Linked DNA regions of Mus musculus: regions 1, 3, 4, 5, 6 and 7 are each linked to region 2. A link is a loop called in an ENCODE intact Hi-C map of the cell type or tissue named here. Cell type or tissue: left cerebral cortex. All regions are shown on one strand. Region 1 has its middle 3.6 kb from the start of Trio. Region 2 has its middle 21 kb from the start of Dnah5. Region 3 overlaps Trio (triple functional domain (PTPRF interacting)). Region 4 overlaps Trio (triple functional domain (PTPRF interacting)). Region 5 overlaps Trio (triple functional domain (PTPRF interacting)). Region 6 has its middle 9.4 kb from the start of Trio. Region 7 overlaps Trio (triple functional domain (PTPRF interacting)).

The links. Hi-C counts contacts between places; a loop is a spot of excess contacts. Peaks named below come from ENCODE experiments on the same cell type or tissue, not always from the same donor. Only the 100,000 strongest peaks of a DNase experiment are listed, where the experiment ranks them.
Region 1: it touches region 2 in a loop (4-fold over the local background); 16 of 42 quality-filtered maps call a loop at or near these places.
Region 3: it touches region 2 in a loop (10-fold over the local background); 41 of 42 quality-filtered maps call a loop at or near these places.
Region 4: it touches region 2 in a loop (4-fold over the local background); 9 of 42 quality-filtered maps call a loop at or near these places.
Region 5: it touches region 2 in a loop (4-fold over the local background); 7 of 42 quality-filtered maps call a loop at or near these places.
Region 6: a loop joins it to region 2, with 2.8 times the contacts of the local background. A loop is called at or near these places in 16 of 42 quality-filtered maps.
Region 7: a loop joins it to region 2, with 4 times the contacts of the local background. A loop is called at or near these places in 9 of 42 quality-filtered maps.

Annotation. Positions count from the first base shown.
Region 1 is chr15:28,027,417-28,031,416 of GRCm38, forward strand. No RefSeq gene overlaps it. Among named protein-coding and RNA genes, the nearest start is that of Trio, 3.6 kb to the left of the region's middle. In left cerebral cortex, no CTCF peak of the experiment used is centred here; no DNase peak of the experiment used is centred here.
Region 2 is chr15:28,180,496-28,184,495 of GRCm38, forward strand. It overlaps a transcript of Dnah5 not described here. Among named protein-coding and RNA genes, the nearest start is that of Dnah5, 21 kb to the right of the region's middle. In left cerebral cortex, a CTCF peak has its summit at 1,702 (motif pointing left); a DNase peak (open chromatin) is centred at 1,633; H3K4me3 peaks cover 585 bases; H3K27ac peaks cover 365 bases.
Region 3 is chr15:27,917,849-27,921,848 of GRCm38, forward strand. It overlaps Trio (triple functional domain (PTPRF interacting)), which reads right to left. Exons shown (of 57, transcript NM_001081302.1): 2 at 1,369-1,443. Among named protein-coding and RNA genes, the nearest start is that of Gm29975, 75 kb to the right of the region's middle. In left cerebral cortex, a CTCF peak has its summit at 1,861 (motif pointing right); a DNase peak (open chromatin) is centred at 1,916.
Region 4 is chr15:27,743,075-27,747,074 of GRCm38, forward strand. It overlaps Trio (triple functional domain (PTPRF interacting)), which reads right to left. Exons shown (of 57, transcript NM_001081302.1): 49 at 879-1,126. Among named protein-coding and RNA genes, the nearest start is that of Otulinl, 64 kb to the left of the region's middle. In left cerebral cortex, no CTCF peak of the experiment used is centred here; no DNase peak of the experiment used is centred here.
Region 5 is chr15:27,849,161-27,853,160 of GRCm38, forward strand. Trio (triple functional domain (PTPRF interacting)) reads right to left here. Exons shown (of 57, transcript NM_001081302.1): 14 at 2,657-2,852; 15 at 1,833-1,999. Among named protein-coding and RNA genes, the nearest start is that of Gm29975, 140 kb to the right of the region's middle. In left cerebral cortex, CTCF peaks have their summits at 1,849 (motif pointing right) and 2,370 (motif pointing left); a DNase peak (open chromatin) is centred at 1,880.
Region 6 is chr15:28,033,272-28,037,271 of GRCm38, forward strand. No RefSeq gene overlaps it. Among named protein-coding and RNA genes, the nearest start is that of Trio, 9.4 kb to the left of the region's middle. In left cerebral cortex, a CTCF peak has its summit at 1,708; a DNase peak (open chromatin) is centred at 1,631.
Region 7 is chr15:27,749,826-27,753,825 of GRCm38, forward strand. It overlaps Trio (triple functional domain (PTPRF interacting)), which reads right to left. Exons shown (of 57, transcript NM_001081302.1): 45 at 3,887-3,964; 46 at 2,765-2,956; 47 at 1-131. Among named protein-coding and RNA genes, the nearest start is that of Otulinl, 70 kb to the left of the region's middle. In left cerebral cortex, a CTCF peak has its summit at 2,317 (motif pointing right); DNase peaks (open chromatin) are centred at 2,358 and 3,310; H3K27ac peaks cover 206 bases.

The sequences.
Region 1 (4,000 bases), 150 kb before region 2:
AAATGACTTCCCAAGGGGGGGGGGGGGAAGCAGCACAGAAAAAGATTACCCAGGACACAAAGGAAACAGTCGAAAGAGCTCTTCATGGCCCAAGCCAGAACAATTTCAGAAAGACAACATAGCACTGTTTGATTACAAGCAAAAAAAATAAATAAATATTTTTGAGTCCATACTGATGTAAAGGAATAAGCAAATGGGGTAGAAGTGACAAAGGCAGAAGTACAAGTAACTTAGGTAGAGATTGTCCCGAGTGAGACAGAGCAGAACTCCCCTCTCGCAGGGTACAGGCTGCACACTACCTTCCAAAGAGAACAAAACTGGTAAGGAACTTTCTAACAGAGAAACCATTACTCTGCCCCAGCCCGTTGATCAAGGTGAACTTAAGAATCAGTAAGTCACCTTGACACTGTGTTCTAGATATAATAAAAGTGGCAGTGTTCCTCCCTGTGCCTCCCCTCCAAAACTCCAAGCTCCAAATGAAGATAACAGCATCCTATGAATGAGGCACTTCCTATAAATTACCTCACCAGCACTCTCCCAGACTTTCAAGGTCAGCAAAAATAAGAAAAGGCAAACAGATAGTTGTAGAATGCTGCGAGAACCATGGGATGGTGTTAGAACTCAGTGCAGTGTGGTGGTTTGCTCGTGTTGTTTTGTTCTGTGACAGGTTTTCCATCCATGGCCCAAGCTGGCCTTGAACTCTCCATTCTCTTACATGGGCCTCCCAAGTACGTTTACTAGATGTGTAAGTACAAACAAATCAGTTGTGTGCCACCACATTTGGCTCAGTGTAGTGGTCTTGATGGGTCTCAAAAGAACTCCTGAGATTTAAACTGAGTAAATCTGAATAGCGTGTTGGGGTATTAGTCAATAACACCAAATCCATAGTAAGCGAGAAACTAGACCTGGGGTTCATGGGAGCTCTCTCCACAACTTCTTAGTAAATGTCTATCTCATTTTAAGATTAAAAAGTATATTTAAAGCTTACTTTTAATCAGATGAGCAGCCTCTTACAAAAGTAATTCAAGTCAGCAAGTCCACAATCTCACAGCTCTTCAACTCAGGTGTGTTGACGATGCTTCTCTTAATTCATATCGATAACTTCTTTCTCTCTTTACATAGCTCCCAGAGGCTTCCGAGTGAAAAATATAGATAACGTACCCGATCCTTGAACATGAAGAACCATGCTGGCATATCTGTTCCTGTAACCTGGACATCCTGCCTAGATGGTTGGCATTGTTGAGGCCAGATTGTAGACATTGCTGAGGCTACATTGTGGGCATTGCTGAGGCTGGTCCTTACTGTGTGCCTTACCCACTCATGGGAACTTGGGTCGGCTGGCAGCCATCAGGGGAAATACTCAGCTGCTCACTGTGGTGCTCAGTCCCAACCCAAACCCAGAGTCTTAGATCCTCAAGACCTCCTGACACAGGCTTTCTTAGAGGCTCACTTTAAGACTTAACGCTACCCATCTCTACCCGCAAACCCCATGAAACAATATTTATCCTTTTTGAACTCCAGTATTTTTTCATTTATTCTTCTTTGTCTATTAGCTTCGGTGTAGCCTTTCTATTCTTAAAGAGAATGGCTTTTAGTATCCAACAAACTTCTCTTTTTCAGTTCTCCCTCCCAGAGATTCTAAAAGCGTCTCTTAAAATTCAAAGCCAGTGCCAACATTTTTCTTTGTATCCTTCCCATAATAATTCCCACCTTGGGCTGGTATATAAAACTGTGGAGAGAAGTTTAAACGTTGAGGGAAAATGAAGATGTTTTGAATGAGAAGGATATATTAGATGGTCTCATGCTGACTGACAGCTTGTTGGTGCTGAACCTAGGAAGTGACAGATGGGGAAGGCTAACTCCCTTTGGAAGGTTCCTGGGTGGGTCAGATTCAGGGTTCTGGGAGATGGTCTTAAGAGAAATGCAAGGGAGTCACATTACTGCTCCGGGCCTTGGGGCTTGGAATGGGCAGGGAATGACTGGGGTGTATTTGGCAAGAAAAGATCTCTATTCTAGGAATAGAAATTCTGCCCAATTCTTCTATCTCAGGTACTCCGACCAAGAAAGGAATGAGAGAGAATTTTTGTGTGAGTATGGTACACACATGCAGGCTGTCCCTGACATCTGAGCATGTGCAGGGAGATCTAAACAGGGTTTCACGACAGCTGCTGTTGATCCTACCCAACCTTCAAAATCCGGCTCCAGTTTCATCTGCTTTCATGAAGCTCCTACATGACTCAAGTTGATCTCTCCCTGCTCTGAGTTGCCCATCAGTCATTTGGGTACTTAATCGTGTGCCACGTTCTATGATTTCCAAGATTCGTCTTCAACGTCTTGCCTAGGAGATGAAGTAATTCTTTGCAATTGGCATGCAGATGCCAGTGTGCTTCTTGTGTACCTGGAGTTATATGAGGCCTGAAGACAGGAGACAAAATGCACAACATGAGCTGTGGTAGACAGTGCAACAGCCACAGAGACAGTGCTGTTCTCCTTGGTGGACATCAAGCCCCGCTAAAAACCTGTGTTTCCCAACTCTGGTGTTCATGTAACTGGGTACTGATCCCCATGAGCTACAAGCAGAAAAGGGCAGATTTATCATCTGTGTGCTCTTTGTCCTTTGAGTCCAACCTTTAGGAACACCAGCATACTGACGAAGGGGCCACAGTGAGACTATGAAGCAGAGCATATGGTGCAAGAAAATGACTGGTTGTAAGACAAGAAAATAAAGACCCTGCCACGGTCACATGGCTGATATGTCTGGTGTTAAACTGTATGCCACCCAGCCTCCTCTTCCTTACTAGGCCAATCAGTTCATATATGGGTGTGGGTGCATGTATGTTGCGCTATGCACACACGTGTATGAAGTTCAGAAGTCCACGTTGGTTGTCTTCATTGACCTATCACCCCCACCACACATTTGCAGTGTAGTCTCTCACTGAACCTGGAGGTCACTGATTCAGCCAGACCAGCTGCCCAGTAAGCTCCAGATATCCTCCTGTGTCCACTTCCCCGGTGCTGGGATCAGCAGTACAAAATCACCATGTAAGTGGCTTAAAAAAAAAAAAAGATTTATTTATTATTGTATGTAAGTACACTGTAGCTGTCTTCAGACATAGCAGTAGAGGGCATCCTATCTCATTACAGACAGTTGTGAGTTACCATGTGGTTGCTGGGATTTGAACTCAGGACCCCTGGAAGAGTAGTCAGTGCTCTTAACCACTGAGCCATCTCTCCAGCCCCGTCCCCCTTTTTATGTAGGTGCTAGAGATCTGAACTCAGGCTCTCATGATTGTGTAGCCAGCATTGCTGACTGAGCCTCTCCTATGGGCCCATGCTCCTATGGGTCCCTTATTGATGTTTCTCACGTATTTTTTTTTCCCACCAAGGGAACTCTTCGAGGTGAGTGAAAAAGCAGGAGACAGTTACTTCCTTGAGAGTCTGGGAGGTGACTGCAAGAAGCCATCGAACAGCAAACATGTCTTTGAATTGGAAAGTCTTTTCTTCTAAACGAAGGTGAAATGTTTTCTTCTTCTCATTCATTTGCATGTATTTTAATATAAATATTATGTCTTAACTTGTATCCTAGTTGATATGGGTACAGCTATATATCTCCCACTCCCCCCCCTCCCCCAAAGTATGCTAAACTCATAACTCTGAATACCTTACAATGCAACTCTATTTAGAAATAAGGCCATGACAGATGTGATTATTCAAGTTTGGGGTCATGCTCAAGTGATATTCTTGTAAGAGGGTGGCCTGCTGAGGGCAAACTTGGAGAATGCCAAAAGCTATTGGCAAATCAACAAATCAACGAAGAGCCTAGCAAGGGTTTTTCTATTGGTTTCAGAAAGATCCTTGCCCTGCCCAAGTATGATTCAGACTTGTAGACTAAAGAAGTCTGAGATCTCTAGAAGCCTGGGGTGATAAACTTCTATCGTTAAAGTCTCCTGGTTCATAGTACTTCACAGTCGTGGTAACCCCAGAAAATTGATACATAGGC
Region 2 (4,000 bases):
AGCAAACATTTTGGTTTCAGAATTCTGATCCTTTGTATATGAATGCAAGAAGGATGAAACTCACTGATAGATTAATTGTTTAGTATATGTGAGACCCTGGGGGAATGCCCATTTTGGTAGTTTGAATAATATGACCCCCATGGGATCATATATTTGAATGCTGAGTCACCAGGGAGTGGAACTCTTTGAAAGGATTAGAAGGATTAGGAGGTGTGGCCTCACTGGAAGAAGTGTGTCATGGAGAGGCCATGCTAGACTCAGCCCCCCCCCCCCCTTTCTCTGCCTGCAGACCAGGATGTAGCTACTTCTCTAGCACCATGCCTGCCATGATAAATATAACGGACGAATCCTCTGAAACTGTAAGCAAGCCCTCAACTAAATGCTTTCTTTCATAAGAGTTGCCAAGGACATGTTGTCTCTTTACAGCAATAGAACAGGGACCCAGACACCCAGCAATACACAAAAAAGCAAAACAAAGCCCAACAAAAGCCAAACAATAACAAGGGACTTTGGGCTGAGACTGGGCCATGTGCACCTCAGCTCTCTCAGTAAGGCTACAGAGATCCCCTTGAGCATGGGATGGGAAAGAAGTGTGAAGGCTTTGCCCTCAGACTGGCCCTTCAAGTCAGCTTCATGATCTACAGACAGATGCTTTTTCAAGTTGTGGCTTTTCTTCTCTGTTAGATGAAGCCCAGCTGCAATGCTAGGTAGCAGTGAGGCTCCATGAAGATGAAGCAGGCATTTTTCCCTGTTGAGCCAGGGAAAAATTAACTATTTAGAGTTCTCCCCCTATTCTATGGTGCTTTTTACCCACCAGGCCTGAGGAGACTTTCTGCGTCCCCTGAGCTAATGGGATGCATGTGTATAAGATCAGTGCCCCATGGCACAGCATTTCTTAGGAAGAAGCCAGAGTGCTACAGGTTGCATGTTTGTATCTTCCACAAATTAATCCGAGTAAAACCCTCGGCCCCAGAGTATTAGGGAGTGGGGCCTTTGGCTAGTGATGAGTCATGAGAGTTCAGACAGAGCATCGTTTATGAGCAAGGAACCGTTTATGTGCCTTTATGACACAGAGTTGGTAAACACCTTGAGCTTGGCTTTTTAGCCAGCCTCCAGAACTATGAGACGCATGACTTTTGTTTATAAGACACCCAGTCGGGCTGGTGAGATGGCTCAGCGGTTAAGAGCACTGACTGCTCTTCATGAGTTCAATTCCCAGCAACCACATGGTGGCTCACAACCATCTGTAATGAGAGAGAGAGAGAAAAAAAAATCTATGGCCCGGAAAGAGCGGAGCTGAAGAAAGAGAGAGAAGGGAAGGGGGTGGGGGAAGTCACCGAGTCTACGGTGATAAGTTATAGCATCTTATGGGACTAAGACAAGGGCTAGAGGGGTAACAGACACTGGGAATAGACAGGGGAGCGGTGGGTGTCATACATCCTTCACGCTGGAAAGCCTGGGTGACGTCATAGGCGAGCCTCGGGCCGAGCCTCCCTTGCCCCACTGAACACAGAATGAGAAGCTGTGGTTCTTAAGATGTCTCTAGAACTATTGCCATTTTACGTTCACTTATGACTCTCAAAGTCACTGCTGAGGAGCCACCCTGTCCACGTGCTAATGTGAGTGACACCAGGTGAAATGCTCGAAATAAATACCTAAGCAGGCTTGGCCACACAATAGCTTGGAGAGCAGCGCCCTCTTGTGGAGAAGTCTGAAATATTCCAGTGACATAGCTCAGACTTGAAGTTTGATAAAATACATTTGAATTTTGATATTATGACTCTTTGGAAAACACCTTATCTTTAAGTTTTATATAATGAGATGTATACATGCTATGTATCAAGTTATGTATTTATACAGGACAGTATAATTTATGTGAAGTTTATGAACATTATTTTTTCAAGTATAGGAAATCATTGAAATCTCATCAATACCTTAAGGGAAAATGCCCTCATGCCCAATTTCTTGGACAAAGAATTGCATTCTACAGCATTTCTAGGAATCGATGTGAACTGAAGACAGCCAAACATTAGATGGAGTTCGGGGAGTCTCGTGGAAGAGTTGGGGGAAGGACTGAGGGCCCTGAAGGGGATAGGAACTCCATAGGAAGACCAACAGAGTCAACTAACATGGACCCTTGGGGATCCCAGAGACTGGACCGCCAACCAAAGAACATTCCCAGGTTGGCCCTAGGCTCCTGCACATATGTGCCAGATGTGCAGCTTGGTCTTCATGAGTGTCCCCAGACAAGGGGAGCAGGGGCTTACCCTGACTCTGTTGCCCATCTGTAGATCCTGGTCCGATAACTGGGCTGTCTTGTCTGGTCTCGATGGGAGAGGAGAGGATGTGCCTAGTCCTGCAGTGACTTGAGGTGCCAGGGTGGATTGGTACCCAGGGGGGACCTCCCTCTTCTCAGAGGTGAAGGGGGTGCAGGAATGGGGGGAGGGGCCTTGTGAGAGGTGGACTGGGAGGGAAGGGAGCTGCAATAGGGATGCAAAGTGAATAAATAAATTAGTGGAAAAAATAAACTTGAGGACAAGGAGTGCTCATGAGCACTTGGAATTGAATGAGGATTCCTATTATGTCCGATACTTAGTAGATCAAGGAAAGGGCTCATGAGAAGGCTTTGTTTTAGTAATGGAATAGAAGAAACTAGAAGATTTGCCTCTGTCCATTTAAAGATTGGTGGGAATGGTTTTTAATTTGATTCCTGGTAATCCATAAACCTACAAACTCCACAAATCCGTTCTAATATTGCTAACATTTCAAAGCATTGAAGGCTTTAGGATCTTCCTCTCCTTCTCTTCCTTCTTTCTTCTTCCTCCTTCCCTCCCTCCCTCCCTCCCTCCCTCCCTCCCTCCCTCCCTCCCTCCCTCCCTTCCTTCCTTCCTTCCTTCCTTCCTTCTTTCCTCCCTCCTTCCTCTTCGTTCTCCTATTCTTCTGCTTCCTCTTCTTCCTCCTCCTCCTCCTCCTTCCTCTTCTTCAAGGCTGGCTGGCAAACAACTTCCAAGGTCCCACTTCTCTTTGTGCTCTCAGCTCTGAGGTTACAGATCTGTACCCCGTGCCTGACTTTTAGGTGGGTGCTGGGATCCAAACACAGGTCCTCATATTTCTGTGGAAGACGCTTCCTCCCAGCCCTGAGAACTTTGCTATCAGAACATGATTTGTCATTGCCACTTGGAGTAATGAAAACAAAACGATAGATATCTTTGCTACCTTGATTGGATATGGTGGTTTTGTGAGTGTGAGTTCATGTATTAAATATGTGTAGTTTTAAAATATGAATTATACTTCAATGAAAGTGTACTTCAATGAAAGAAAATAGTAGAGAAAACCCCAAAATAAAAAATTCCTATCATCTGCAAATAATGGTACCTGATTTGAACTTGAAGTGAAGAATAAACATATACATGAAAGGATACCGACAAATATGAGCTCAAAGCATCTGAGTCAGGGAGTATGTAGGGTCCTGAACTGAATTAAAAGGAACCTGTACTTGGGCACTAAGAGTGAGAGCCTGTCTCTGAATTGAGATGCTGTTAGCCACTCAAGGGCAGCCATCCAGACCCACGCCATTTCCTGGCCCTGGGCGTTCCTTCATCTTTCCTCTTACAGCCATCTTGAATGGGTTATGTTAACAGATCTAAGATGTGTTATGTTTGCAACCTACAGTTCTTTAAGGATATGGAAGTGATTTACCGGAAGTACTTAGCCAAGAGGAGTTCTGGTGAGAATCTAGAATTGATAGTGAGGCAGAAGCCAGAGGCCTCGAAGGAGACCAATGACTCGTGGCAATGGAAATTTGTCAGGAAAGCTGTTTGGGCAAAGGGTACACTGTGTGACACACTGTCGCTTCCATGGTGGGATGTGTACTTTTTGTTTTATATTTGTTTATTTATTGTTTTCTTTTTTTGGAGGGGGTTGCAAGGGCAGAGGGTGGGTATGGAGGGACATGGAAATGAGTGGGATTGGGGTGTGGCATGTGAAATTCATCAATAAA
Region 3 (4,000 bases), 260 kb before region 2:
ATAAACCCTGAATTAATTGCCTAATAACGGGATGAAGGCAAACAGAACCCAGCAGTCATGGCCGTCCATCTGTCTGATGCCCATCTCCGGCACTTCCAGGAAGAGCAGCAGAACAACAGAGGTCTGGGTGCCCAGGAGCAGAGGGGCAGCGGGCGTCCGTCTCAGACACAGACTCAGCATTCCAGGTCACGTGCGGAACTTCGAGTGAGTCCTCTTAGGTTAGGAAGGAGAATCTTTCCGTTACTCTGATTTTAAGTACAAAACCAGTAGTTCAAAAGCTGGCACATGGCACAAGCCCTTCCACAAACTGTTAGGGACGAGTTGAAAAAGAGTAAATAAACATTACTTTCAAAACTCCGTGGATTGTAATCTGTGAGTCAGTCTGTCCATCCATCCAAGTATTACCAACAACTCAAGCCCCTTTTTCTATTTTATACTCTTTTCTAGCCATGCAGATTCATTACTAATTAGATTCACTTCTCCAAAATCAACAGACAGTATAAACGAGTGAGCAAAGACAGGGCAAGCAAAGACGCCATGGACGCCTCATCTTAAATACACACAGAACCACATGCCCTCAGGACACCCAGAAGCATGGCCACCATGCTGTAATTAAACCTGAGAGGCCACGGGAGCCTGCCTCGGGCCAGCACAGCATGCTTATTTCAGATAGATAGCGCAAGGGGTGGGTACCCAGGGAACAGCAGCATCCTGCAGGACTGCCCAGGGTCAGGGCAGTCTCACTCACATCCATCCCAGGGAGAAAGCTAAAAGGTTTGAGCACAGCCTTCGCTGTGCAGCAGAGAGAGGCCAGATGTCCCACAGGCAGGGGGCTGGGCTGTCAATCTCCACTCTGTGGAGGGAGGGCTAGCAATGAAAGGCAGGTATCATCTTAAGAGGAAGCATCCGTTAGTAGACTGCAAAGACTTTACAGACACCTGAAGAGGTGGCTGCTAAGAACCCCAGGAATGGCAGCACAGAAGGAGAGGACCTGCTGAAGGACGGGAACCTTTCCTCAAAGATGAGGGAATGAAGAGCCATGGGAGACAAGGCATAGAGGTTGAAAACCCCTGAGTGTGTATTTGTGGTCACACTCCCAACTGCTGACACTGAGGTGTTTAACAAGCAGCTGTTCCACTTAACGGCTCCGGCAACGCAGCCAAATGTTTACAGAGTGACAGACATGTAGTTTGATCAGCAACACTAGCTGGCTTAGGATGTTCACGCTGCCTTAAAAATGCCTTGGGCATTAATTTTTCACGAATAAAGGATTTTAAAGGTCCATCAAATGTCGATGCTTTCATAGGCGAGGGACTTTATAATCAAACTCCGCTGTCAAGTAGAGCAGGTTAGAAAGTCAGACTTTACCTGAAAGATAGGCGACTTTTTCCTTCAGAATTGGCAAAACATCCATAGCTTTCATTTCATCATTTTTCCGAAACCCTGAAAGACAGAGAGAAAAGCGTCACCAGGCTGCCTGACTGACAGGTAAGGCCCATGTTACCCAGTGCCAAACGTCAACTGTCATCATAGCCAATGAATCAATTAGGGAACCTGTCTGTCCCTGTGTGAACACACGAGACTGTCCCCAGCATTTTCTTCTATTTTAGTGCTGAATAATGGTCATTACACATGCCCAGAGACAGTGCCCCTGAAGACTCTAAGCCATGCTAGCCATAGTAGCTTGTCCCCGGAAGACACAATATGTAATCAGTTCCAATCATTTGCCAAATCTTCCTTTTAACCTTGTGGAATTTAGGTAACTGCCAGAGAAGGCTGCAGCATTGGCATTGGCAGCTTTTTTTTTTTTTTTTTTTTTTTTTTTTTGGAAAAGTCTGCTTGTTGTAGCCCAGCAAAGCCTCTAGAGGGAGCTCGATGCCTACTCTTAGTCTCCTCAGCCTGGTTAATAGCAGTACTTGCCTGGCACACAGAGGGGCTTATGCACAGCCCACACTGGCCAGTGCTCCCTCCTGGCTCGCTCCTTCTAAGCTTTTTGGGTTATACCCCGAAGAAGAGCATCAATGACTAAGCTAGCCTGTTGCCACTCCAATTTCCGAGGTGGCCAAGGCCATGGACTGAAGAACAGAAAATCTTAGAAAGCCAGGGAACAATTTTCAATTTTACGAGAGGCCAGAATACTGCCTACAACTTAGGACAAGCCAATGCGTAAGTAGAGTGAGCTGCGGCCTAAATATGCCCAGCCCGCCCACCAGGAGAGCACCCACCTAGGAACGTGGGAGAAAGATTTTCTCCCTCGTGCTCATGCCTTAGGATACTCTAAGGGAGGTCACCATTCTAGGGCTGAATGCCCATTACAACCAGAGCTGCATCTGCCATCACTAACATACTCTCAGAGAAACACAAGACAGCTCCCCCAGGCCTGGTTTTTTTTTTTTTTTCCTTCCATTTTTGTCAAATAGTACAAGGAAAAGATCTGAAACATTATTTTTCATGTTCACAACTGGTAAAAGATGTGGTCTAAGTAAAGAGTATTAAATAAGTGGAGTTCTAGTGTGCTCACTGGCCCAGTTCTCATATTCTGATAGACAGTCTCTCACCAGGCGGGCACGCTGTCACACAACTGTAATCCCAGCAACGAGGAAGCTAACACAGGAGGGCCCTTAGGTCAAGGCACCCGAATTCAATCAAATCCGGGGATGTGCACTTGGAGAAGCGCATGATGTTGAATTCACTGCTCTAACTTTATTCTGGCTGGTGGAGAGGACAGAGCCCAGTGTAAGGCCAAACTAGATTACATGCTCAGGACTGCACTGTGGTATGTGAAACCGAGAGGAGAAATCTGGGAGAAAGAGTCCTCAGACTAAGTATCAGAGTCAGTGGCCCAAGCTTCCAGCTTTTCCCAAGCCTCATACATGAAACACAAGTTCCCTGTGGCCCTTCTAAAAAAAAAAAAAAAAAAAAAAAATCAAGCATCTGAGCCAGGCAGGTGGCAATAGCCACCTTTAATCCCAGCATTCCTGAGGCAGAGGCAGGCAGCAAGGACCAAAGCCCTGAGAGGACTTCTGGCATGACCCAGCCAGGGAATAACAGACTTGAGCCAGAGCTCAGGTCTTCAGGTCACCAGGCCACTTCACTTTCTAGTGCACCAACTTTTCTGTGTGAACCGCCATGGCTGTGTGCTGGCAACCCACCAGACTGAGAAGCAGTTCTGGTTTCTAGATGGCAGATACCCGAGCCAGAGGGCTACAATTTCACCCCAGTGCCTCCAGAGCTCTTGAATAAATTCAAGCTAATCTCAGCAGCTCCCCATCCATCGAGGTAACTCAGTACCACTTTAATTCAGTACCGCTCGTGGTAAAGATGGCGGTACAGCTAAGGCAGTGGCGTCAGGCTGGTGACAGCCTGTAGCCAATGCAGATGATGAGAAGGCTCATAAGCTGGGGGATCCCAGTGAGAATGGAGTGACCTGCAGCTATAGGTCAAACCTAAAGATGTCTGACAAGAGAAATCCTTTTCTACTGTTCAGGGTCGCGAACAGACACGTCCAACAAGCCAATGTTCACCCAGGTTCTTGTCTATGCCCTAGAGAATACTTATGAAGTCAGAGTGTGCAGCTGTTTAAAAATAATTTTTCTTAGAAATTAAAAATAAACAGCTTTTTGCTATACTCCATGGGTTCTGGACTACAGTACAGAAAGGCCAGATACCTAAGACTTCCTTGGCTCGTGAATTAAAAGGCTTTAGGTTCTGGGTTCAATGGTCTTCTCCTGGAGGCATTTCTTCTTGCTGGGATTACAGGAGGTCACCCACTACAAACTCAGTTAGAAGAGATCCCTCTGAGATTCTTCACCATATCTCTGTCCCAGAGACCAAGGAGTAGCCACACTTTTACTTCTATGACCAAGAGGGTCTGCGGATGGACAAGGACCGCACAGAGAAGTTGGTGAGGTTAGAAGAGGGTGGGCAAAAGGTGGGCAGCAGGCAAGGAAGGCAACCACCAAGATCAGGGGCATTTAGCTGTGCCCATTTTCTGAACGTT
Region 4 (4,000 bases), 440 kb before region 2:
GGCTGACACTGAAGGCTTTTGAGCAGGGGTCCTGAACAATACACTCGCTGCTAACTGCCTATCCCGGAGACAAGGGAAGGAGGGAAGAAGAGATGGATGGATGCATTTATCCCCCCCCCCCCCAATACCAGCCTCCTGCAGGTGCCCGCTAGGCCGGGCAGCACTGTTTTCCAAAGGCATTGACAGTCCTTGAAGAAGTGTGGCTATTCTGATATTTCAGGGAGGTTCCAGGAAGAGAGAGAGTTTCCAAAAGCAGTTGGACTCAGTTTTAAGGTAATGCTCAAAATGCAGTAAAGCCGACTTCAGGCTTACATCGACGAGCCTTCGAGTAACAAAGAGCTCACAGCAACGCCACCACATAGACCAGTGGTTCTCAACCTTCCTAATGCTGCAGCCATTTAATACACGGTGACCCCTCCCGTCCATAAAATTAATTCTGTTACTACTTTATAACCAGTTTTGCAGTCATGTGTTATGATGTAAACATCTGTTTTCTGGTAATCTCAGGCGACCCCTGTGAAGGGGCCATTTGACCCTCCAAAGGGGTCTTAACCCACAGGTTAAGGAAGGTCTATACTGCTGGTATAGATCTTCCTGCAGCCTGTGAATGACGATCCTGTGTCTCTCAAGAGGTCCTGCTCCCTGGATATTTAGTGACCCGAACAAAAAAGGTATTAGGGATCTGTTGGGATGAGGCTAGCCCTTCACCTGGGGGGGGGGTGTTGGGGGGAGTCACACAATTTGCTTAGAGGCAAACATGCACTCACAGACAGTTTTCCCTCCACTGGCTGCTTCCCTCCAGGGCCTTCCAGTACTTCCTGGAACGGCTCCTATGCCCCGAGCTGTCCACCCTCGGGCTGCTCACTGCTGTCACTCACTTGAGAGTCCCGTCGGGGTTCTCCATGATAACTGCACTCGTATGGCCCAAGACGAAGCCCGGAATCCAGCCCTCGGCTGCGGGGCACTGGTCAGTGGCGGCTCGGAACACCAGAAACATGTTCTGCTGGTTGCTGGCCAGAATTTGAACGACCTCTCCTTGATAGACGTTTATCTCATCCTCCTTCACTGCCGTGTACTCGTGTGTCACCAGCATGGTGGAGATGTTGCTACTGCTGCTGCCTTCACTCTGGAGGGGAGAGATGAAGAGAACAGGGTGGACAGGGACTGAGAGGAGGCGTGACAGCCGCAGCCACTGCTCACCTCGAGCCATGGCGCCAGCCCACAGGAGGGCTCGGCAGTCAGACAGGGAGATGGCACACTCTTTCTTCCTCCACACTCGCTTCCGCTTAGTGTCCCCTGTGCAACAACTTGCTCAGCCATTGAGAAACAACTCCCAAAGATCCACCTCAGTGCTGATGCCCTGGGGGCCTGGTGCGGTTGGATCTTCCTGTGTCCTCTTACCGATGCCATGTTGGGCGTTTCCAATTCAAACACGTGTTAACTTTGAAGGCTGTCGGCTAGCCATGTGGCCCCCAAGTCTTCCTAAGAAGGCCATCATTGGGATGTGCACTCCAGGTCACAGGCTGTTGTTTGCCTAACCTTTTCTACCCCTACTAACCAAAAACCAAGAACAGGGAACATCTGAAAGGCTGATCCCTAACACTCTACTCTTAGGGACGGCTGCTCCATCTCCTTTATGTCCCTCAGCGGATGCTGTCTTGACTGAACTTGCCTCAAGGGTCTTCATGTTGCTCTTGTTATGGGAACATACGGCAGAACGTCACACAGCTGCCTTCAAGCTTTGTGGAAGAGACCTTTGTCTCCAGAGGCCTCAAGAGCATCCAGTTTCTTTGGTCAGTGACTGAGGGGTGGTTGGCCTGCAACGCCTGTTCAGTAACTCAGTCAATGCAACAAGATTGCAAAAAGTAAAACTAAGTTGGTTCCTTAAGGTCTCCAGCTGGGCACACGAACTGAATGAACAGAACACAAATGGCAGTCACCTGTCCCATGGTCTCACCTGACTGGTGACCTACTGTTCCAGGAAAGAAGACAGGTGAGCGAGAGAGAGAGCTATCTCTCCAGAGTCCCTCATTGGGAGTGGCTTCCAGGCCCTGATGTCTGTGAGTGTTTACACTGTTGCTGCAAGCTATTTATGGAAGTCAGCATTTCAAAGGCCTGTTATGTACTCTGGATCACTGAGTGGGAGAGATCGCCTGGTCCAGCCACCCTTTGCAGTCCTGGCCTATTGAGTATGTCAGAACCTGCTGGAGCAGACAGCTGACCACTGTTCTGAGACGGCTGAGGGGACACAAGACCCACCTGCTCTTCTCTGTGAGGCCATGGGTGGGAAGGGAAGCCAACACGCCAGTTACTGGGCGTTGAATGGACAGGCTGTGCATGAGAGCTGCCGAGGACATGGAAGAGCTGCCTGCCGCTCGTGGTCATGAGGCGGTTTGCTCTTGTTCCCCCCTCCCCCTGCCCCACCCCCATGGTGCCCACTTCCTGCCTGTGACCCTTCAGTTCAGAGGTGCCATGTGTGTTCCCTGTGGAATTTCAGTGTGGACCTTAGTATTTTGATTTAGATGGCGGGACCTAGCAGTTTTGGGATGGCCGAGGCAAATGTGCGAGAAATATATCCTACCCTGTTCTATGCCATAGCTTCCACGGTTAGGGCATCACCGTGGGCGGTATCTATAACTGGACTGATTTGCAACAATCACAGCTCCTGTCACTTCTGGTCTGAATGGACACCAGATATTTCAAATGGGCCTTCCTCAATTCCCACAACCTCCATGCTATTCGTAGAGCATGGCCATCTATCTATCTGCCCCCCCCCCCCCCCAGAGTAGGGTGATAAGTGTGCACAGGCCACCCAGCCAGTGACAGGGAGGCGGGGCTCTGGCTGACTCTAATGCGTGCTCATGGTGGTGGGAGGGAAAGTCTATCAGTGGCCCAGCCGACAGGGTCACCCAGTCAGCTCGGGGCCATCTGTTTGCACCCTGCCCTGACCTCAGCAGAATTCAGCAGAAGGTACCATCTGGAGCATGAGGAAGGATACCCCCAGAGGTCAGACACAGAGGCCTGTCTATAATCTAGAACAGTCCCTCAGAGGTGGTCCCAGGGAAGGAGGCCTTGCGGACCCGCTAGCAACTTAGCACTCCAATGGCCCCTTGCAGCCAGAGACAGGAAGAGGGCCAGAGGACATTTCCTATCCCTACCTACCCTGATGTGAGGCAAGCTGACTAAAACCCAGCCTGTCAACTTCCTTTTCCAAGCTACCTTCTACAAGAGCAGCAGTAAGAGGCAGAAAGGCCACTCCCCGATGTAACGGACTCTGGCCAGTGTGATGCACCATGCCTTCTTCTGGGTGGAGCCAGGCCCAGCTCCTGTGCTAGAGCAGTTACTCACTTGGAGACCCAGACCTGAAAGCTGCTCTCTGCGTACTAGAAACGTGTACAGGTTCGGGGATGTAGGAGATGTCAGCAGGCCCATTCCGTATGGATCACAGTGCTGAGACCAGGCCTGGTGACCGAGCAGACCACTGGTCAGGGGGTTGTCCTCCCACCTAGCGTTTCCCAATTAGCTGGAAGCTCCCTTGCTCTCTCCATTTCCCACGGAATGGAGAGTCCATAGCAAGGACACGGGAGTGCCCACCATCAGACACCTACTTAACCCCTTAGTGGTCAAACAGGTGTAAATAAACGAATCAAAGCCCACTTCTTAATTTCTTCCACAAATAAAGAGGAAGGCTGAGTTAATCAAAATACTTAACAACAAAAAGAAGATCAAGAGTCTGAATGAGGGATTAATAGAAGTCCAGAGGAAAGAGACATGCAAAAGCTAGATTTTATGTATAAATATATATACAATGAGAGACACAGACCCTTTTAGGGAAATGTATTTAAAAATTTATAAAGCGATCAAACATACACTCGTTAGAACAGTTCTGTGCACTCACGCATGCCTTTAGGAGTGTTACGGGCCAGGTCACTTGCCCTGTAGGAGATAGCTGGAGGACAGTGAGGAGGCCACAGCGTGGGGGGAGCCCAGCAGAGACACC
Region 5 (4,000 bases), 330 kb before region 2:
TGGGTTGCCACCCCTTTGGGGTCAAATGACCCTTTCACATGGGGTAAACTTAACCACCGAGGGGAAAAACAGATATTTACATTATGATTCATAATAGTAACAAAACTAGCAATAGAAATAATTTTACGGTTGGGGAATCACCACAACATGGGGAACTCTATTAAAGAGATCAGGAAGGTTGAGGAGAGCTGGCCTAGAGGTCCTGGTAAGGAGACAGCCCTGACTTCCTTACAATCTTACCAACAGAGCCTACAATCCCCACAGGGCTCTCACCACAGACACTGCCACAAGGGCACAGAAGGTCTGGGTTGTTTTTTTTTTTTTTTTTAAGATGGTGGAGGGAACGGGCTATGAGAACACAGACCAAGACTGTTCCATGTTATAAAGCAAACTTGTTCACTGAATGAGTTCCCTGACACTTGAGGGAAGTCCTGCTACTTCCTGTCCAGACTCTCACCTAACCCATAGTAAACTGGCCACTTACTTAGTCAGAGCAACTCCTTTGTTTCACTGACTTTCCAAGGACGATCAGTGTTAAATGACACTATAGCCCAGGTGTGAAATAGATTCCTCCACAATGCTCAGAGGCCAAACCAAGGGACTCAAGTGTACACACTACAGGGGTGTAGGCAAGCCTGTAGGACAGTCTTAATCAATGATGATGGGGAAGGCCCAGCCCGCTGTGGGTGGGACCACCGCTGGGAAGGTAGCCCTGGGGAGCAAGCCAGTGAGCAGCACCCCTCCACGGCCTCTCACAGGCTCCTGCTTCTATGTTCCTGTACTGCCGAGTTCCTGCCCTCACTGCTTTTCATGACGAGCTGTTGTATGGAACTCTGAGTGAAACAAGCCCTTTCCTCCTCAAGCTGCTTTCAGTCATGGTGTTTCATCTCAGCAATGGTAATCACAGGCTGTGGCTGGCTCCAGCGGGAGGTTGTGGGACACCAGCCACAATCTCAGCCTGGTGTGTCATAGGGCCATGGGGTGAGTAAACACCACGGCTGACTCATTACAGGGGTAGAATGGCTTCTGAAAGCCATCTTCACAGTCTAAGCAAAGACAGCCTGTAAGGTGTATAACTACATCAGTCCTTAAATAAGTGGTTTTTCTTGAGGGAAGAAGAAATGCTCACAGGTTACAACACTGTGTCTCCTTTAAATGTACAATACTAGTGACACTAATGCTACACAAGAGAATAGCAGCCCCCATCCCCATCACCTGTGGTGCCAGGAGCATGTGCTCTTCTGTGAACACAGCCTGTGTCTGCACCACAGCAGGCCGTGGCTGAGGCTCCTGGCACTTCCTTCAACAAGGCCAGGGCTGGCTTTCTGTGCAATGGACAGAATCTAACAGCCTCACTCCTCCATCTAGACCCTCCATCAGGGAGCGCTCCTTTATCCCCACCACGGGACACAGTGTGATATCTATACTTGACTCTAGTGGTATTGAATCCATTTGTCTCAGCTTCGCCCTAAATGTGACATTCTATATAGTATGCAGCTAACTCAAGAAAAGCCTAGACTTGCAGTCTGCAGATATGTCCAGATTAATAAACATTTAGGGGGAAAATCATGCATTTCCTTAGCCTAGGAAGTAATATGCTTTAAGCAAGGGACCACCAAGTAGGAAAGGATAGGCAGGGACAACACACTCAAGAGCTATGGCTGCTGAGCGGGCAGCTCTTCCACTCCAGCTGGCCATCCACGGAGGGGTGGGCTTCATTTCTACCATGAGATGCTGTCCAAGGGCAAGAACAACCTTACACAGCGGGACATGGTAAATTCTCCCCGAGGCCAACCGGTCAAGAATTCCCATCATTCCTCAGTGTCACGCACCTGCTTCACTTCCGCCTGCAGGTGGCGCAACTGCACACACTGCTCCAAGTGTTTCCGATGCTGCTCAGCTGCCAAATCCAACTCCTGCTGCTTCTCATGAAGAAACTCCAGGAGGTCCTGAACCCGAGTGGCCATGTCCACATCTCTGTCACAAAGCAGCTCCACACCTGTGAACAGTCGTAGGCGACCGGTATTCAACTCACACCATCGGTCAGCGTCTCTTGCCCAATGCACTACCCAGTGTGGCTTGTGAAAAAGGCGCCACAGGGGGCCACCTGCACTAGCAGCCCAGTTCAGGGAGACCCAGGCCAGCAGAGATGTTTCTATACACATATCCAGCGGGCCAGGGCGTGAAAGGGTGCACAGCTGAGCTGACCCTCTGGGACTTAGTGACAGGGTAGCAGCTTTTAGAAATGAGCAAGTGGCTCAGCCTTCAGGAAACATTTAATTTACTCCATGTAAAGCGGCTAATGCAAGCAGGATGTTGCTGGGGAATCACTGGATACATTTAATATTGAGGTTTACAGCGACATCTGCTGGACACTGAAACTAAACAAACACTTTCACAAGTTTTTATACTTCGCTCACAAATATAACAATTTTCCAAAGTTCTTACTACTTAAAACAATTCTCAAAAGAATTTAAGGATAAGTTTCCTGAGGATAAAGTTAAGCGTGATTGTGAAATAAAGTGAAAAGCCCTTCCTTTGAAAGAATCCATGTTGGCAGGTAATGGCTCATTAGTAGAAGCTGTGGCACTTATAGTCCTAGTCCCATGGTGACGCAACAAGGCCACACCTGTCACAGGGTGGAGGGCTTTCTTACCAGAGGCCTGGACCTCATTGACATACTGCAGAAGATCCTGTCCTTGGTGGATGACATCGAAAGTCAAGTTATTCATGGTCAGGGCTTTGTCTGCATGGTGCTGTAGGCGCTGCTCTGCGATCGTCAGGTCCTCCGTATCGAAGTCATTCATTTGCTGGGAAAGCTCATCATTCCACGACTCAAGGTCCGAGATGATCTAAGAGAGGAAAGCATCTATGCAAGACCAGGACTTAAACACACTCAGCCATATCTCACTGTGAGTCAACGGACAGCCAACCATCATGGGTCTGGCGAACCATTGTGCAGAGGCCAGGCCAGGAGGGGATTGACCAGCCTTGAGGAGGTCAACACTTGAACATTCCTACAGATGTGGGACAGCAGGATATGGCTGCTCGTGAGTGGCGCTGTGAAGAACCACCATTCCTACACCAAACCAGAACCTGGCCAAGGCCTGTTTTCCATCTGAGTTCTGTTTCTAGGAAATACCAGAGAAAAAGGGTAACCAAGAGCCAAGGGAGAAAATGTATTATGTGAGACTTGGCTTCTTTAACAAGTGAGCCATGACAGTCAGAAGTCATGGAAGGCACAAAGTTAGAGGACAGAGGAGGAAGAGTTGAATCTACCCTAAGAGACTGGCCACCAAATGCAGGAATTGCCCCTATGTCTCCTAATGCAGGCCGATGTGTAACCCTGAACGCATGCTGTTCATGCTAGGGGAGGTGTTTGGTGTTCTGAGTGAGTATGAAATGACCTTACAGTGCAGACATCTTTAGAAGAGGAATGATGGACAGGCAGAGTCTCTGAAATATGCTGGGCCAGCATTCAATGAAGGAAACCAGCAAAGAAACACGGTCCAGCTAATTTGGAGGACTTCCATATGGAAGCTTCATCATGCCGCTCTCTGCTTTTGTATAGCTTTGAAGACATGGATTACATTATTTTAAGTCACAAAATGCAGAAAAGAAGAGCTCCTTGAGAAAGAATACATACTGTCTACTTCGGGGGGCTAGCCTTTCCCGAGGGTCCTCACTTGTGCACTCCATTTTGAACGAATGGAGTTAGCATGAAAGTCTGAGCATGGGACAATGCTTGCAGAGTCCAGGTAGAAGACGGGGTTTCAGAATGCCTACAGGATGGATCTTCCCAGTTTACTCTTTTGTTAATGGGATTTGCATGCGATGTGTATTAACATGCCTAAATTGCACTTCTTCATAAAATCGATACTATTAAATAATGTTAACAGATCAGTCATGAAATAAATGAGAAAAAGATGATATTTTGGGGGTTCTTAAGATCAAGCTTAGAGCTTTGTACATCCTTGCAAGTGTTCTAGCCACATCCAGC
Region 6 (4,000 bases), 150 kb before region 2:
TGCAAGTAACTTTAAAAACTCCAAATTGATACTGTGTTTTTCCCCCCTTCTACATTTGCTACAGTTGCAGAATCTGAAATCCTACTGAGAAAGATCCACTGTCCCTGACCAACTTTTGGTCTTCAGAATTTCTCAGCAAGGGATAAATACACCCAGGAGTCCCTAACACCTTAAACCTGTATCCCTTAATCCCTCCTAGAGAAGACTGTCGGCTTAGCAGAGCATCAGCTCAGAGTAATACCAGATAAAGAAGGGAAAAGGCCATTGAAAGTTACCAGGAAGAAAAGCATCTATGTTGCTTTTGTACAGAACGGGTCTTGCTAATGTGAGGACAGTGGTTACGCACCAAGCCATCTCAGTTCCTTCTGCACAGGGAAAGCCATGTAAAGACTTCATATACAACCAGGGCAATGGCGGCACAAGCCTTTGATCCCAGCACTTAGGAGGAAGAGGCAGGCAGATATTGCTCAGTGAGTTTGAGGATAGCCTGGTCCTAGGCTACACAGAGAAACCCCGTCTCAAAACAAAACAAAACAAAACAAAAACAAATAAACCTTCATGTCCAGGTTGGGGCTATTACAGAAGACTTGACTTTTACAGCAAACAATTGCTTAGTCCTTACTATGTCATCTGCCAGAGTGAACAAAATGAGCCAGACTTCTCACCTCATAGGCTGACTTTCCACTGGGGGAGGGGGAGATCAAGGTGTCTGCCAGATAATAACAAGAAGAGTGATCCATGCAGCAAAGGAAGGGGTAGAAGTCTAGGGGACAGGGCAGCCATCCACATCACTGGTAACAGTACAGCCCAGAAGAGAAAGTAACAAAATGAAATGCATGTTGGCCAAGAGTAAGAAGACCTGAGAAGGAACACAAAGGACCCAAAGCAGAGGCTCTCTTCAGAGAACACTGGGGAGGTCACTGTGCATGGGGAGGGGAGAAACCAGAAATGTAGGCAGCGGGACACCGATCTCCTAGGTGTTGGCTAACAGCTGTCCTTACTGAGACTGTGATGATGGCTGTGGGTTCTGGTAGAAGAGTCAAGTGATTTTAGGCAGAAAAAGAATTACACAGACTCAGCATTAGGGAATGGGCAGATGCTTCTTCTAAAAAAAAAAAAAAAAAAAAAAAAAAAGTTATTGGGAGTGTTAAACAACTCGGAGTGTGAGATCCATGTTACCTTTCCATATCTGAGAAATTTTAAAATTCAGAGAAGTCATTAAGTCCATCTGATTCCTAACGTCCTGGGTAGGGAATTATGGGCATAAAGGCTGTATTTAAACTAAGCGTGGTGGTGTTTACACACGATTGCAGGGCAAAGGAAGCTTTGGCACTGGGATCATGGCTTCCAAGCAAGCCTGGGAAATGAGACCCTGTTGGAGTATAGAGGGGAAAGGGAGAGGGGAGGGGGGACCTGGGAGACTTATGCAAATAGTCAATAAGTACATAAAACGATGCTGGAGACACGAGCCACGTGGGAAATACAGACCCAGCCACAGTGACTTACCACTCACTCTATACCCACCAGAGAGGCGAAAATAAAAAGCCAGTAACAAGTGGCAAGACACGAAGGAAGTGGAACCCTTGCTCGTTACTGGCAGAAGTGTAAAACAGAGCAGCCGCTTCAGAAAACATTTTGGATGCTCGTCCAGTGGTTAAACATAGAGTTACAGTATGAGCTCACGATGGTGGATAAGCACCCAAGAGAAAGGAGGCATATGCCCACACAAAAGCCTGTGTGCAGATATCCACAGCAATGCGACTCACAGGGGCCAGAAAGGGGAAATGCTCCAAGTACTATCAGATGAGTGTATAAAGAGTTGTCATGGGCTGGTGAGATGGCTCAGTGGGTAAGAGCACCCGACTGTTCTTCCGAAGGTCCAGAGTTCAAATCCCAGCAACCACATGGTGGCTCACAGCCATCTGTAACAAGATTTGACGCCCTCTTCTGGAGTGTCTGAAGACAGCTACAGTGTACTTACATATAATATAATAAATAAATAAATCTTTAAAAAAAAAAAAAAAAAAAAAAAAGAGTTGTCATGGGAGGGGGGTGGGTGGGATAGGGGGGTTCTGGGGTGGGGGACTGGGAAAGGGGATAACACTTGAAATGTAAATAAAGAAAATATCCATCATTAAATGGCTGAGAAAAATAAAGATATATTAAGCATGCTTAACCATCCAAAGAAGAAAAAAAAAAAAGAGTTGTCATTCCACATGATGGGAGATTATCCATCCATAAAAAGGAAGCGCCAATACTTTCTGTCATGTGGGCAGACCAAGTCAACATTCTGCTAAGGGTAAGAAGACAAACACAAGGGACAAAGACTGCATGGCTCCACTTATATGAAATATCCAGGAAGAATAAACTGGGGCCATCCTGATCTGAAATGAGCAGTGCTGAAGCCCTTGATTCTGCCATCTGAAGTTCCTCCTACTAGACAGCAAACACCAAGCGCCATGAGACTGAGGAGTGCGATCATGAGCCTCACCATCCACCAGTGCAGTCCTCCCAGGGTCAGCTGGCTTCTGCTCCGGCAGGCAGGTGCTGTCTTTGGCTGTGATGTACAGCACTACCCTCCAGCAGCCAGCCCGGGAGTCCGTCCATCTACTTTCCTGCAGGAAAGGCACGAGCCAATCATTTCCCTCAAGCTCCGTGGCTTTATGTAGAGAATGCAGCTGGCGGTGACAGTGTATCAACGTTGAAAAATCAAAAGAGAAACATCGTAAAACCAGAGAAATAATAATAAAAAAAATTCTCAGAGATTGTGGAACATGGGGTTGATAATTTAGCTTCTAAAACAGCTCCTGCTATAATCACTGGAGGCAATAGTTTGGAAGCAACCACCAACTCATAGCTTGCAAAAGAGGGGAGCAGAAAAGTCAATGTCTTACCTTCCCTGCCTCTGCCAGTGCCTCCCAATGGCTGCACCCACCCAGGAGCCAAGAGGAAAAGGAGCCTGAGTATGTCCGTTCCCTATTGACTATTTTCATGAGAGCAAAACAGGGCAGAAGCAGAGAGCAGACCCGTTGGACCAAAGCAGAGCGTCTAGTTCTGCCATGTACTGCTACGGCATTTGCAAGTCATAAATGGGTCAAGAGCACCCAACAGCTCGGTGAGTCCGACCTTGTACACAGAATACTAAAATGAAGATACTTAGTTGGAAAGATAAGTCCAGCACTTAACAAGACAGTTATGATTTCAAAAGAGAATATATGTTCAAGTAGGCATGGGGGGTGGGGGTGGGGCAAGGAACTCAAGAGAACAGAGAACCCCTTTGTGCAGTGGGTGATGAAAGAAGCAATAGGTCATAATTTCATTTGCTGTTGGCCAAATGTCAAGGCTCACACACAAAAAGTACAATGTGATATTTTAAATAGACCATGTAGATAAACTCTCTACTCAAAGGAAGGGGAAACTGGCGGTCTCTACCGTCTTCTCTGGCTGGCCCAGAACTCATTGAGTAAAAGAGACTGGCCTGGAGCTCACTATATAGACTAGGCTGACCTTGAACTCACAGAGATCCACTTGCCTCTGTCTCCTGAGTCCTGGGCTGAAGGCGTGTGCCACCACACCCACCTGTTATGGTATCTTCTGAACTTGAAGATTTAAGTCTTACTTTGTATTGACTCTTGAAGAGTCTGGAAGGGACTTGAGATATGCTAGGACCAACCATAACATTGGAGGGGAGGTTTTAAATACCAGTTATAACTGAAAGCCCACTTAATGAACAGCACCGTAGAAGGGACATGGTTAGGTCAAAATCCTTTTGTTTAGTTTTTGTTCTTGTTTTTTAAGACAGGGTTTCTCTGTGTAGTCTTGACTATCCCATAACTCGCTCCATAGACCAGGCTAGCTTCAAACTCCCCCTGACTCTGCCTCCTGATTGCTGGTATTAGTGTTGTGTACCACCGTACCCAGCAATACCTATCCAAGATCTAGAGGAGTTGAGAAGAACCAAGAGTATTAGAGGCAAGAGGCTGCCATGGCAAAGGCAGAG
Region 7 (4,000 bases), 430 kb before region 2:
ATCCACGTTTGCCGGACGCTTGGACTGGATGAATGCAAAACGAAAGTCTCCACGGCATCGCCCGTCCTGGACGTCAGGGCGAACTTACAGGGATCGCTCTCCACATTTTCCTCCAAGCAGAGGCAACTCACCTTTAAAACAGCAAGTCGTTATTTACAACAGCTATGACACGGGCATCCTGAGTATTCACCAATTAACTGGAGGTTGGTCGGCAGAATACACCTGCTGCGGGGCCTTTGGTACACAGCTTTAATGCGAGAGGGAGGATGCTCTGACATGCACTGCAACAACATGGTCAGACTTTTGAAAAACTATGCCAACTTTGCTCCCTCACAAGGATAGATATGTGAAGCTCCACAAACACGGTATCCTGGAAGCAGAAAGAGGCATGGGATTGTCAAGGGTTACTGGGAAGGGACAGTGGGGATGTTGTGTTTAATGGGTGGAGAGTTTAACTCTTGCAAGATGAAAGGACTCCTGGGTCTGAGGATAGTGGCACAACACAAAGGTACTTAATATCAATGAGCAGTTCCTAGAAAACACTTAAAATGGCAGATATTATGTTATATACATTTTGCCACAGAAATTAAAAGTATGAAGTGAATCTCATCCTATATTGATTGACATGGCAACAGCTACTTTTTAGCTGAATTCTGTTAGCCTCAGACACCATCACAGGTCAAGCATTCCTAAAACCCTGTTCGGTCTTGAGTGACCACCCACCGTGAAGACAGGAGCTCACAGACTACTGCATAAGGTGCCTTTAGGCTATTTGTGTAAAGTGAGCATGGCACACTCACACTTTGTGCTTAGAGCCAAAGGCTGCAGAGATGGTTTCCATGGTAAAAGGCTTGCGGCACAACCTGACTTCATCCCACATAAATGTAAAGGAGAGAACCAACTCCACAGAGCTTTCTGTCTCGCATCCACATGTGCAATGTGGCATGTGTGCCCAAATGCATATACCATGTACACCCATAAAGATACCTGGATACCATTGCTAAGTTGCCAGTGTGTATACGTATATAGTAAATATTTTTTAACTTAAAAAACCAAAAAGGTCTGAAACCAGAAAGACTTTGTCTGCAATGCTTCAGTAAAGAGTATTTAATCATTATCAGGAAGGATTTCAAAGCCATTTAAAGTCTCAGGTGCAAAGGCCGTTAAAAGGCTTGACTAATAGCTGAAACAATTACCTAGTAATTATTTCAAAACCTCTCCTGCAATTAGCCAGCACTCATTCTTCTCCAAAAATAACTCACCAAGCAGGGGTGGCACACGCCTATAATCCCCATACTCGGGAGGCAGAGGCAGGCAGATCTCTGAGTCTGAGGCTAGTATGGTCTACAGACTTAGTTACAGGACAGCCAGGGCTACACAGAAAAGCCCTGTCTCAAAGTAAACACATATTAAGATGGCCCATCATGTGAAGGCACTTGTCACCAAGCTCAGTGACCTGAATTTGATCCCAGGGGTCCTGTGATGGGAGAGAACAGATTCCCATGAATTCTCCTCACTTCATTCACACTCTGTGGCACACAAGCACAGACACAGCACATAAAAATAAGCAAATGTATTTAAAAAAGAGATTAAAGTCTCAAATATCAAAACGGATATGCAAGTGTATCCGATGTTATGATGAAAGTACAGAGAATCACCTCACAGAAGCAGCAGAGACATAATATAATGCATCAACAGAACTTCTAAGGTGCTGGGGTGGCTGTCTGTCCACAGACTTGTGAACAGAAATTCTAAAGGGTGGGTCGGCATACGGCCATGCCTTTGGAGGAAGCCAACACTAGGGTGGCATGAGACAAAGGGTTACTTCAGGCCATGGAAGCTCTTCTTTTTTGCCTGGCTCTGAAGCCTTTACAATAGGCCCTCATGAGCAAACGATCACATGGCTCAAAGGCTGTGCCCACAGATCAACCTTGCCCTGGTGCAGGCACTTGAAACCACTGGACCGTATGACAGTCCAAGCAGCGAGCTTCATAGGAGAGAGCGCCATGCCTCACCAGTACACCATGAAGCCAACAGACTCAAAGGGCGTATGCAGTTCCTCGGCACCTGTGATGACGACCCTAGTGTTTGTACAGGAGGCCCTCATAGAGAGGAACACATCTTCCTACTGAACTCTCCTGCACAGCTGAAGACATGGCAAGAGCTTGGGGAGTTGGGGGTGCAAGCACACATCTCCTAGGGACCACCTGCTGGCTTCGGGGCTCCTCTCTGTCATTTTGTCACCCTTGATTTGCCTCCTTTACAGACTTAGGATCATACTCATATAACTATTTTCTGTCTGTTCACCTTTTTCGGCCACCAGAGGGCAAGCTACCCTAGGGCAGAGAGGGTAGCTGCCTCATCTCTGGCGCTCAGTGACTGGAAGAACCCTCAGGATCCCTCTGTTGAATAGAGAATGAGACACTTAGCTGGCTCTTTTCTTTGGCCCTAGGCCAAGACTCTGAAGGTGAGACTTGGACTTGTAAGCTAAGTTTTACACGGTCTCCCAGAGGGCAGCGGTATGTATACTACCCAATGGCTATAGTCACATAGGTATTAAATAAAGTCTGACAGTGTGGCAGACAGCAGCTCCAGAGTACAGAAAGCAGAAAGAGGCAGGATGCAATTTTAAGATTCAACAGTGTACTAAAATGTCTTGTAAATACTTAATAAAACGAGCATTGGAAATGCCTCCGTAAGCACAAAAGTTCTTAGCATGACAGATATGTGTGCTGGCACATGAAGCTCGCAGGCGTGCATTTACCTTGATACTGTTCTTGAACAGAAATCCTGGCATGGAAAAGCCCTTTTTTTTATCAAGTGGTTCGCTGAATATGACGATCTGTTCAAAGAGGAAAACCCGCCTCTCTTTGCATCGAGGCAGAAGTCCTGCGTCTTGATCTGTGACCAGGAATGTGTCCTGTAAGAGCAGTTTACCCTGGGCAACAATTTTACCCTAAAACAAGAAGAGGGGAGGGAGGGAAGAGGGGGGGGGCATTATATTCTCAGTGACCAATCATCTGTTTCCTTTGGCTCCTTCCCACAGAATGACACATTCTTCTAGTAGCTGCAGAGCTTATTCTTTTACTGTGATGAATTAATTCCTAGCTCCAGGCAGAACAATTCTTTAAGTTAAAAGTCTTGTCAGCTCTGGGTAAAACCAGCGGCCTCAGAAGCAGAGGGCAAGAACAGACTTCTTTAGGGATGATTCTGACAAAAAGCAAGCATCCCTCTCCCGACTTGTCAGCAGAAGTCTCCACAGTTCAGACTGTGGGCTTCAGTCTGAGAAACACAGGCTTGGGACATTAAGCTTTAATGCTCCAGTGAGCGGGTGGCAAGGAACGCTAAAGCACCTCCCACCTTCTTCTCAACTGGAGGAACAGCTTCTGGTCTGAGTTTGCACACAGAAAGAGTTTGCAACCTGTACAGGTTGGTTAGACTCAAGAACCCAGTGGTCCTGAAATCAGCCTCCCAGGGATGAGAGAAAGCAGGAGCCTCCATCCCTAGCTTTTGTGGCTTTAGATGCCTGGAGAGGATGCAGAGGCTGTCAGAGACAAAGCAAGGCCCTGATCACCTCACCTCGAATGGCCGCAGGCAGAAGAAGGCTCCCCAAAGCAAATCAAAGGCCCCGAAAAAAGATGGAAAGAAAGTTAGTCACACTGGAGAGTGAGAGGGGAGAAAGGAAAAAAGAAAGAAAGGAAGGAAGGAAAGAAAGAAAGAGAGAAAGAAAGAAAGAAAGAAAGGAAGGAAGGAAGGAAGGAAGGAAGGAAAGAAAGAAAGAAAGAAAGAAAGAAAGAAAGAAAGAAAGAATGTATGTGCATAGAAATAACCCCGGACAGAGGAAAGGGATGGGAAGCGGAGGGCCCCTCAATAAACAATGCATTACGTCAAATCCCTGCAGCCGCCCGACGTTCATCATGTCATTACAGCGCTTCGGCACGATGCACATGACTTCTACAGCTTTCTGTGGGTGGAGAGAAAGCAGAGCTAGCGTCCACAC